2 separate regions of the Homo sapiens genome follow, and region 1 is linked to region 2. Evidence: read pairs that join two places in POLR2A ChIA-PET (ENCODE). Cell type or tissue: HCT116. All regions are shown on one strand. Links, peaks and the distances in the headings refer to the core of each region. The heading gives the core; the rest is flanking DNA. Region 1 has its middle 12 kb from the start of ZBTB7A. Region 2 overlaps ANKRD24 (ankyrin repeat domain 24).

Region 1 (5,362 bases), core at 201-5,200, 130 kb before region 2:
TTCAAAAAAATAATAAATAAATAAATAAATAAATAAATAATAAAAGGTACATATTCTGGTATGTGAATTATATCTCAATTTATTTATTTATTTATTATTTTATTTTTTGAGACTGAGTCTCATTCTGTCACCCAGGCTGGAGTGCAGTGGTGTGATCTCGGCTCACTGCAACCTCCACCTCCCGGGTTCAGGTGATTCTCCTGCCTCAGCCTCCTGAGTAACTGGCATTACAGGTGTGTGCCACCACACCTGGCTAACTTTTGTATTTTTACTACAGATGTGGTCTTACCGTGTTGACCATACTGGTTTCGAACTCCTGAGCTCAGGTGATCCACCCGCTTCGGCCTCCCAAAGTGCTGAGATCACAGGCGTGAGCCACCGTGCCCGGCCTGGGAGAAATACTTTCTGAGCTGCTGATTTCTCCATGGCTTCTGAATTCATAGCGGTTGGGGAGATGGTGCCTGGGTATTTTCACCTGGGCAGCTGCTAAGAGGTGACTTCTATTTGTTCCAGAAGACAGAAGCCTTGGTAGCTATGCTGGGACTGGATCCGTGTCCACCACACCACTCAGAATTCCCATCTGCAATGGGTCCCTTCTGCCCCGTTTTTACCAAGCCCAGTTCCCTCTCTGCAACTGAGAGGCAGCCTCTTGCCCCACCCCCTCTCTTCCAGACTGGATGGCTGCCTCCCAGGCACCTCTCAGGACCTGGCCACAGAGCTCCAAAGCCCAGGGCCTGCTGCCTTTTGGGTCATGGCTCAGGGCCCAGTCTCTACCTCTCTCTGTGGCCCAGTACCCTTTAGCTCAGGAGGTCTCATCTGGAGTGACTCTGCCTCCTTCCAGGCGATACTGGGTGATATCTGGAGACATTTTTAGGTGTTGTGATTGGGGAGGGGGTGGGTGGAGGCCAGGGACACAGCTCAGCACCCTGCAGTGCCCAGGACGGACCCACCCCAGAGGTTGATCAGGTCCCATAGTGTCCACCACACCGAGGGGCTGAAATTCTAGCCTGGGTCTAACTTCAGTCTTGCTCGCTGTAGAAGGCACCCACACACTTCTCTCCTCTCTGTGCTCTGCAGAGAAGAAAAGCCACTGGCCAGTGACCCCTGGACAAGGCAGGACTTCAGCCATCCACTGCCCTCCACCACCACCCCTGGGCACCCCCTTGTCCAAAGCAGACAGTCTCTACTCTGGGATAAGGGGGGGACCCTGGCCCCAGGCTTTACCCACTTTGGGGTGATTCCTGGACCCTGGAGATGGACCCCAAGGGTCACCCTCACCCCACGGGACCTCCCAACAATGGACAAGGCCAGTCTGTCCTCTCCCCCAGCCCCCAGTTGTGCAGAATCCTCAACATGGCACCCCCAGTGTGGAGCTGAAGACTCCAGACTTCAGGGGTGGGGGCGGGGCTGTGGGAGGGGAGATCATGGCTGCGGTTCTGGTCCAGCCAGACCTCCTGGGTTTGTTCTTTTTTTAAGAACCACCGCAATTTAAAGAGCGGAGTCCTCCCTCCCTGCAGCCCACCTGCCACGTGGGCTGGCCCCTGTTCCCCTCTCCTTCTCTCCGTCTCTGCCTGCCGGGCTTGGGCTGCGGGGGCCGGAGCTTCCGTTTCACTTTGGTATCACCGGTTTCACTTTCAGGGCTGGGGACAGAGAGAGGAGAAGAGGGACAGAGAGATGGACAGAGCCGGGGAGGGTGGCCTTGTTAAGTCGGGGGCCGGGGAGGGGTCCACCACCTGCCGCTCCTTTTCCTGACCTTCCTGACCTTCTTCTGGCCTGGCCGGGGCGGGGGGGGGGGGGGGGGTCCTGGAAGTCAAGGTCATGGGGTCAAGGTCAAGTTCTCCCTGTGTGACCTTGGGTGGGAGAAGCAACTTCCCACTATCCCTGAGCCTCCTTTCCTGAACCCCTCAGTTACCCAAAAGTGGGGCTAAGAATCACGTACACCCCACCCGGCGCTGGGAAGTTCAAAGATTCCTCCAGCACCGCGGACCATCCCATAATGTCCCCGTGGGAGGGGGCGGGGCCAACTCCCAGGCAGAACAGGATGTCGGCCGCTCCTTTGGCCAGGGAGAGACCCTTGGCCCAGAAACCACCGGGAAGGAGGCTCCGGGCTGCCCGAGTCCCGAGCCCGGGATGAGCCACTGTCCCCCAGAACCCCCAGCGGAGGCTGGAGCTCTGTCCGCTAGCAGATCCAGGCTGGAAATTCAGTTGGGCATGGCCTTGTCCCACCCCACCTCCATCCCCACCCCACCCTCAGGTCCTTCCTGCTTGGTGGGGGCCTGGGGCTTGAGCCACTCACTCAAGAGCAGGGACTGGGACCCACTGACCTCCCTGTCCCCAGCACCCCCACAGGGCCCAGTCAAGGTGGGGCAGGTGCTTGGTGCTGGTCAGACAGGATAGGGGAGTGACCATTTGCATGTCAATATCAATAACATATCTCGGTAGAGATAGGCGGTTAGTCTGTGTCAAAATGTGAGAGGGCGGTAGTTTTCTTTTTTTTTTTTTTTAACAGCTTTATTGAGATATAATTCACATGCCATGCAATTCACCCATTTAGAGTATAGAGTTCAGTGGTTTTTTGTTTTTCTTTTTTCTTTTTTTGGAGACACAGTCTCACTCTGGAGTACAGCAGAGCAGTCTCGGCTCACTGCAGCCTCCACCTCCCAGGTTCAACTGATTCTCGTGTCTCAGCCTCCAGAGTAGCTGGGACTACAGGCGCCCACCACCATGCCCGGCTAATTTTTGCATTTTAGTAGAGACAGTGTTTCACCATGTTGCCCAGGCTGGTCTTGAACTCCTGCGTTCAGGCAGTCTGCCCGCCTCGGCCTCCCAAAGTGCTGGGATTACAGGCATGAGTCACCTCACCCAGCCTCAGTGGTTTTTAGTATAGTCACTTGGCTGGGCTGGATGGCTCACACCTATAATTGCAGCACCTTAGGAGGCGAAGAGGGGCAGATCACTTGAGGTCAGGAGTTCAAGACCAGCCTGGCCAACGTGGTGAAACTCCGTCTCTACTAAAAATATAAAACTTAGCCAGGCATGGTGGCTTGCACCTGTAATCCCAGCTACTCTGGAGGCTGAGGTGGGAGAATTGCTTGAATCCGGGAGGCAGAGGTTGCAGTGAGCCAAGATCGTGCCACTGCACTCCAGCCTGGGCAAGAGAGCCAGACTCCATCTCAAAATATAAACATTAAAAATTAAGAAAAATAAAAATTAGCCTCTTCATTGTAAAACGGGAATAATAAAAAGAGAGAAAATAAATAAATAAATATTAACCAGCCGTGGTGGCAGGCGCCTGTAATTCCAGCTAGTTGGGAGGCTGAGGCAGGAGAATCACTTGAATCTGGGAAGTGGAGGTTGCAGTGAGCTGAGATCACACCACTGCACTCCAGCCTGGGCAACAGACTGAGACCCCGTCTAAAATAATAATAATAATAATAAAAAAATGGATAGAAAGGCAGCACCAGCTGGCTGAGGTGCTGAGGGGATCCACCTGGGCTGGCAGCTCTGTGCTCCTGGAAAAGCCCCTTCTCCACCCCACACAGGGCAGGAACCCAGGACTTCCAAACAGGAGGCTTAGGGAGGCTGCTGGAACCTTAGAAACCCACATTAGCAGTCCAGTGCAGTGGCTCACACCTGTCATCCCAGCAATTTGGGAGGCCGAGGCAGGTGGATCATGAGGTCAGGAGTTCAAGACTAGCCTGGCCAACATGGTGCAACCCCAGCTCTACTGAAAATACAAAAATTAGCCGGGCGTGGTGGCAGGCGCCTGTAGTCCCAGCTACTCGGGAGGCTGAGGCAGGAGAATGGCGTGAAACCGGGAGGCGGAGCTTGCAGCGAGCCGAGATTGCGCCACTGCACTCCAGCCTGGGCAACAGAGACTCTTGTCTCAAAAACAAAAAATAAATAAATAAAAAGGGAAACCCACGTTAGCATTTACAGGTGGCGCCCTGCGGAGGCCCAGAGAGGTACAGAGACAAGTGGGCTGGGTACACAATGGCCCCTCCCCTTTAATGATGGGGAGAGGGGGCATGGCGCGGTGACTGACACTTGTAACCCCAGCACTTTGGGAGACCGAGGCAGGAGGATGGAGGATACCTTGAGCCCAGGACTTGGAGACCAGCCTGGCCACATGACGAAACCCTGACTCTACAAAAAAAAAAAAAAAACTAGTCAGGCATGGTGGTGTGTGCCTGTCATCCCAGCTACTCAGGAGGCTGAGACAGGAGGTTCACCTGAGCAGGAGGCTGCAGTGAGAGGTGATCGTGCCGCCACTGCCCTCCAGCCTGGGTGACAGAGTGAGATCCTGTCTCAAAAAAACAAACAAACAAATTATGGGGAGAGAAGGGGAAAGGGAGAGGGGATGGGGAGGGGAAAGGAGGGAGGAGGTGGAGGGAGAGAGGGAGGGGTGGGGAGGGGAAGGGGGAGGGGGAAGAGAGGAGGAGGAGAAGGGGGAGGGGATGGGGAGGGCAGGAGGAAAGGAGAGGGGGAGGGGAAGAGGTGGGAGGGAAAGAGTAGGGAGGGGAAGACAGGGAGGGGAGATGAAGGGAAGGGGAGGGAGAGAGGGAGGGGTGGGGACGGGAAGGGGAAAGGGAAAAGAGGGGAGGAGGGGGCCGGGCATGGTGGCTCACGCCTGTAATCCCAGCACTTTGGGAGGCTGAGGCAGGCAGATCACAAGGTCAGGAGATCGAGACCATCCTGGCTAACACAGTGAAACCCCGTCTCTACTAAAAGTACAAAAGTTAGCTGGGCGTGGTGGTGCGCACCTGTAATCCCAGCTACTCGGGAGGCTGAGGCGGAAGAATCGCTTGAACCTGGGAGGTGGAGGTTTTAGTGAGCTGAGATTGTGCCACTGCACTCCAGCCTGGGTGACAAAGCTAGACTCTGTCTCAGAAAAAAAAAAAAAAAAAAAGGTATGGGGAGTGTAGAGTGGATACCTGCAAGTGTCAGCTAGGACTCCAGTCTAATCTCCCTTGCAGGGTTCCACATTCAGGATCTCCTCTTTCCTCAGCCCACCTGGCTCTGGCACTAGGATCTTATGAAATCCCAGGGAGCTCCCTCCTGTGTCTGTGATCATTGCTCCTCCTCCCTTCTCCTTGATGCTCCTCCTCCCTTCTCCCTCCTCCTAGATGCTCCTCCTCCTCCCTCCCGCCTCCTTCTTGCCCCTCCTCCCTCCTCCTCCCTGCCCCTCCTCCCTCCTCCCTGCTCTTCCTTCCTCCCTCCTACTCCCCCCTCCTCCTCCTTGCCTCTCCTCCCTCCTCCCTGCTCTTCTCTGCTCCTCCTTCCTCCCTCCTACTCCCCCTTCTCCTCTTTGCCTCTCCTCCCTCCTCCTTTCCTCTCCTCCCTCCTCCCCCCTGCTCCTCCT
Region 2 (5,362 bases), core at 275-5,274:
GCTGGAACCGGGGAGGCGGAGGTTGCAGTGAGCCAAGATCACACCCCTGCACTCCAGCGTGGGTGCAGAGGGAGACTCCATCTCAAAAAATAAAAATAGGTCGGGTGCGGTGGCTCACGCCTGTAATCCCAGCACTTTGGGAGGCCGAGGCGGGTGGATCACGAGCTCAGGCAATCGAGACCATCCTGGCTAACACGGTGAAACCCCGTCTCTACTAAAAATACAAAAAATTAGCCGGGTGTGGTGGCGGGCGCCTGTAGTCCCAGCTACTCGGGAGGCTGAGGCAGGAGAATGGCATGAACCCGGGAGGTGGAGGTTGCAGTGAGCCGAGATCGGGCCACTGCACTCCAGCCTGGGTGACCAGAGCAAGACTCCGTCTCAAAAATAAATAAATAAATAAATAAATAAATAAATAAATAAAATTAAATAAATACATAAACACATAAACGGGGCCGGGCATGGTGGCTGCAGCCTATAATCCCAGCACTTTGGGAGCCAGAGGCAGGAGGATTGCTTGAACCTAGGAGTTTGAGACCAGCCTGGGCAATATAGTGACATTCCATTTCCATAAAAAATTAAAAAAAAGAATTAGCCAGGAGTGGTGGTGCACGCCTACAGTCCCGGCGGCAGATTGCTTGAGCCCAGGAGTTCAAGAAAAGCCTGGGCAACGTAGCAAGACCCTGTCTCTAAAAAAATAAAATAATATAATATAAAATAAAATAAAAATTAGCCAGGCACGGTTGCACATGCCTTGTAGTGTGGGTCTCATTCCTGTAATCCCAGCCCCTTGGGAGGCCGAGGCAGGAGGATCACTTGAGCCCAGGAGTTCGGGACCAGTCTGGGCAACACAGCGAGACCCCGTCTCTACAAAAAGTATAGGGAACCACAGTGCTTGGGACTGGCAGTCGGCAGACCTAGATCCTAGATCTGACTCTGCCTCTTACCCCAGTGGGTGACCACTGGCCTGGTTGGGCCTCAGTTGCTGCATCTGTAAAATGCAAAACTTGCCTTTGTTACAAATTCCTCAGGGCACATGGGAATTTCTCATGAAATAAAGGAGCAGGGTCACACCCAGGCAGAAAGTGCCCAGAAAATGTCGAAGTCTCACCCTACCCCTACTCTTCCCCCTTTTGTTTGTCTTCCTTTCTTTTCTTGGTTTTTGAGACAAGATCTCACTCTGTCACCCAGGCTGGTTTGCAGTGGTGCCATCATGGTTCACTGCAGCCTTGAACTCCTGAGCTCAAGCGGTCCTCCCGCTTCAGCTGGGGACTCCCTAGTAGCTGGGGCCACAGACACACACCACCACACCCAGATAATGTTTGCTTTTTTTTTTTTTTTTTTGTAGAGACAGGGTCTCACTGTGTTGGCCCAGGTTGGTCTCAAACTCCAGAACTCAAGCGAACCTCCTGCCTTGGCCTCCCAAGGTGCTGGGATTACAGGGTTGAGCTACCGCACCGGACAACCTTTTCTCTTTTGCAGCGGCTGGTGGCTGTCTCTCCTGCTCAGAGGTGCTCTGCTCCTTTAAGGCACATCTAAACCCCCAAGATCGGGTAAGCTTCTGGGATCTCTTCAGGGAAGATGTTATGCTTGAGGTATGCTGCCACCAAGTGGCAGTATCTCAGGCACCCTTTGAAAGTCTGAGAAAGTTTGAGGTGAAACTCAAGGGCAGTTATATAGGCTTCTGCACCTCCCGGGGGTCAGTTTCTCATGCCATCGCATCCCTCCTCCTCCCTACCAGTCAGGCGCAACACCCCTCATTATAGCAGCTCAGATGTGTCACACAGACCTGTGCCGTCTCCTACTGCAGCAAGGGGCTGCCGCGAACGATCAGGACCTGCAAGGCAGGTGAGCATCTCCCCTCCCAGCCAGTCCACCCTATGCTGTGTGACCTTCGGCAAGACTTAACCTAAGTAAGACGATCTAGCCAGCCTCCTCTTCCCAGCCTGGCCTGGGTGCTGAGGTGGGCATGGGGGCTTGGGGGATGTTCTCATCTCCTCAGTAGCCCCCTCCCCTGGTAGGACGGCCCTGATGCTGGCCTGTGAGGGGGCCAGCCCCGAAACAGTGGAGGTCCTGCTGCAGGGCGGAGCCCAGCCGGGCATCACCGATGCGCTGGGGCAGGACGCGGCTCACTATGGCGCCCTGGCGGGGGACAAACTCATCCTGCACCTTCTGCAAGAGGCGGCCCAGCGCCCCTCCCCACCCAGCGGTATGCAAGCCCCACCTCCCCAATGCATTTGCTTCTTGGCAGCTTCTTGTCACTCCCCTTCTCTTTATCGTGAATAGTTTCAAGGTACCCCCGATTGGCTGCATTCTAGGAGGTCCTAGAGCTTACCCAATTCTACTCAGAACAGTTTCAAGGAGCCCCAGGGCATTTAGAGTAGTCTGGGAGGGGGTCTGCTTCTGCTTTCCTGGGTCATCTGTACAGTAAGAACTTTGCCTGTCCTAAGAAGGGCACCCCCTGCTGGGCAAGGTGGCTCATGCCTGTAATCCCAGCACTTTGGGAGGCCGAGGTGGGCGAATCACTTGAGGTCAGGGGTTCAAGACCAGCTTGACCAACATGGTGAAACCCTGTCTCCACTAAAAATACAAAAATTAGCTAGACGTGGTTCAAGCAATTCTCCTGCCTCACCTTCCAGAGTAGCTGGAACTCCAGGTGCCTGCCGCCTAAGTCCCTCACGCCTGGCTAATTTTTGTATTTTTAGTGGAGTCGGGGTTTCGCCACGTTGGCCAGGCTGGTCTCAAACTCCTGAACTCAGGTGATTCACCCGCCTTGGCCTCCCAGAATGCTAGGATTACAGGCATGAGTCACCCCATCCAGCCTATCCTCTCTTTTTAACAGTCCCAAGTCCCTCTCTCAGCACTCTACCCAAGCGCCAGATTTCTACCTTAAACGCCCTGATTCTTGGGGAAATCGGGAGCCCCCTACAAGTCCCTGGGGCCCACCAATGCCCTTCCTGGGCCTGGGAACAGAATGCCTGACCCTGCTTCCCTCTCTCCCCAGCCCTCACAGAGGATGATTCAGGCGAGGCGTCATCTCAGGTATGGACCCCTAAGCAGTGAAGGAGCCCCTCCTCCCTGCATCCACACTAACTTCTCCCCTGCCCCAAGCTCTGTGAGAAGAGAAGGAAGTTAGACCTGGGAAAACCTGTTTGGAAAGAATGCTACCTTCAGGGTATGCTGCCACCAAGTGGCGGCAGTGTGCTCAGCCTAACTCCCAGAACTGGGTGAGAATACTGGATGGGGCCAAATTATGGGGCTGGGGTGGGAGGGCAGTGGGGACTGAGGTTGTTGAGGGTTGGTGTCTTCGGGGAAGGAAGCAGATCTGGCCTCTTCCCCTCTTTCAGTTTTTTTGTGTTTTTTTTCCCCGAGGTGGAGTCTCACTCTGTCGCCCAGGCTGGAGTACAGTGGCTCGATCTTGGCTCACTGCAACCTTCACCCCCTGGGTTCAAGCGATTCTCCTGCCTCAGCCTCCCTAGTAGCTGGGATTACAGGCACCCACCACAACTGGCTAATTTTTGTATTTTTAGTAGAGATGGGGTTTCACCCTGTTGGCCAGGCTGGTCTCAAACTCCTGGCCTCAAGTGACCCACCCGCCTCGGCCTCCCAAAGTGCTGGGATTACAGGCATGAGCCACTGAGCGCGACCCCTCTCCTAGTTTTTTTTTTTTGTTGTTGTTGTTGTTTGTTTGTTTTGTTTATTTTTTGAGAGATGGAGTCTCGCCCTGTCACCCAGGCTGGAGTGCAATGGCGTGATCTTGGCTCACTGCAACCTCTGCCTCCCAGGTTCAAGTGATTCTCCTGCCTCAGTTTCCCTAGTAGCTGGGACTACAGGCGTGCGCCACCATGCCCAGCTAATTTTTTGTATTTTTAGTAGGGTCGGGGTTTCACTCTGTGTTGTCCAGGCTGCTCTCGAACTCCTGACCTCAAGTGATCACCCACCTTGGCCTCCCAAAGTGCTGGGATTACAGGTGTGAGCCACCGCGCTGGCCCCTCTCCCAGTTTTAAAGCATCTCTGTTCCACAGAGGAGTGAAAACGTGTGGGCAATGTGGTCTAGCTGGGGAAAGAACTGAGAGACAGAGAGGAGCAGAGAGTAAAGAGTAAGATCTGGAACTTACAGGGAGTTGGTCTTGTCTGCGCTTTGCTGGGATAAGTAAGCGGCAGGAGGCAGGGGCTGCTGGTTCCATGTTCTCAGGAAGTCAGGCCATGGCTGGGGCTGGCTGGGTTGGTTTACTGTGGGGGAGGCTGGCATGGCCCCCCGATCGGCCCCCTTCACTCTCTCTCCCCTCCCTTCCCAGAACTCTATGTCCAGCCATGGAAAGCAGGGGGCCCCCAAGAAGCGGAAGGCGCCTCCACCTCCCGCCAGCATTCCCATGCCGGTGAGAGATGCTCTGGGCACGGGAGGAGGCATGGGGAGCCCCCAGGCACGGGGAGGGGCTCTGGCTGAGACCTGGGATGGGGCAACCTTAGGCCCCATCTAAAGGCCGTGGTGGGGAGGGGAACAGGATGATCGAGATGCCTATGAGGAGATCGTGAGGCTGCGGCAGGAGAGGGGCCGCCTCCTGCAGAAGATCCGGGGCCTGGAACAGCACAAGGAACGGAGGCAGCAGGAGGTTAGGAGGCCTCGGAGATTTGGGCGTGGGCCAGCCTGGGTGGGGTCAATGCAGGCATGAAGATCCCCCTACTTTTCTCCCACCTTCCCTCCTCCATCTCTCTCCCTCCCCACCCTGCTGCAGCCACCTGGGCCTCCTCGCTGTTCCTCCAACTCGCCAGGCGCAGTCCTGCCTCAGGGCCTTTGCACCACCAGTGTCCTCTGCCTGGAATGCTCTAGCGCAGTCCTGCCTCAGGGCCTTTGCACCACCTGTGTCCTCTGCCTGGAATGCTCTAGCCCCAGATGGCCCCACAGCTCTTTACCTCACCTACTTTATGCAGTAGGCTCCTCGCCAAAGACACTTCCCATGCCCACTTCCCATGCCCACTTCCCATGCCCACTTTCTTCAAAATTGTAACATCACCCCCCACCACCCCCCCGGCCAACTCGCTAGTTCACTTTATTTTTTTTTTATTTATTTTTGGTTTTGTTTTGTTTTTGAGACGGAGTCTCGCTCTTGTTGCCCAGGCTAGAATGCAATGGTACGATCTCGGCTTATTGCCACCTCCGCCTCCCGGGTTCAAGCGATTCTCCTGCCTCAGTCTCCCAAGCAGCTGGGATTACAGGCGCCCACCACCACATCCAGCTAGTTTTGTATTTTTAGTAGAGACGGGGTTTCAGCACATTGGCCAGGCTGGTCTCTAACTCCTGACCTCAGGTGATCCTCCCGCCGCGGCCTCCTAAAGTGCTGGGATTGCAGGTGTGAGCCACCGC

Evidence for each region. Peaks named below come from ENCODE experiments on the same cell type or tissue, not always from the same donor. Only the 100,000 strongest peaks of a DNase experiment are listed, where the experiment ranks them.
Region 1: POLR2A ChIA-PET joins it to region 2 with 5 read pairs; 6 of 35 experiments call an interaction of 5 or more read pairs at or near these places.

Annotation. Positions count from the first base shown.
Region 1 is chr19:4,076,486-4,081,847 of GRCh38, forward strand. No RefSeq gene overlaps it. Among named protein-coding and RNA genes, the nearest start is that of ZBTB7A, 12 kb to the left of the region's middle. RefSeq lists an enhancer at 1,145-1,324. In HCT116, for the core only: no CTCF peak of the experiment used is centred there; DNase peaks (open chromatin) are centred at 2,856 and 5,130.
Region 2 is chr19:4,205,763-4,211,124 of GRCh38, forward strand. It overlaps ANKRD24 (ankyrin repeat domain 24), which reads left to right. Exons shown (of 22, transcript NM_001393985.1): 8 at 1,480-1,550; 9 at 1,739-1,845; 10 at 2,019-2,206; 11 at 3,002-3,039; 12 at 4,296-4,376; 13 at 4,503-4,610. Among named protein-coding and RNA genes, the nearest start is that of EBI3, 21 kb to the right of the region's middle. In HCT116, for the core only: CTCF peaks have their summits at 1,632 (motif pointing left), 2,439 (motif pointing left) and 3,187 (motif pointing left); DNase peaks (open chromatin) are centred at 1,579, 2,434, 2,819 and 3,139; H3K4me3 peaks cover 1,027 bases; H3K27ac peaks cover 1,531 bases.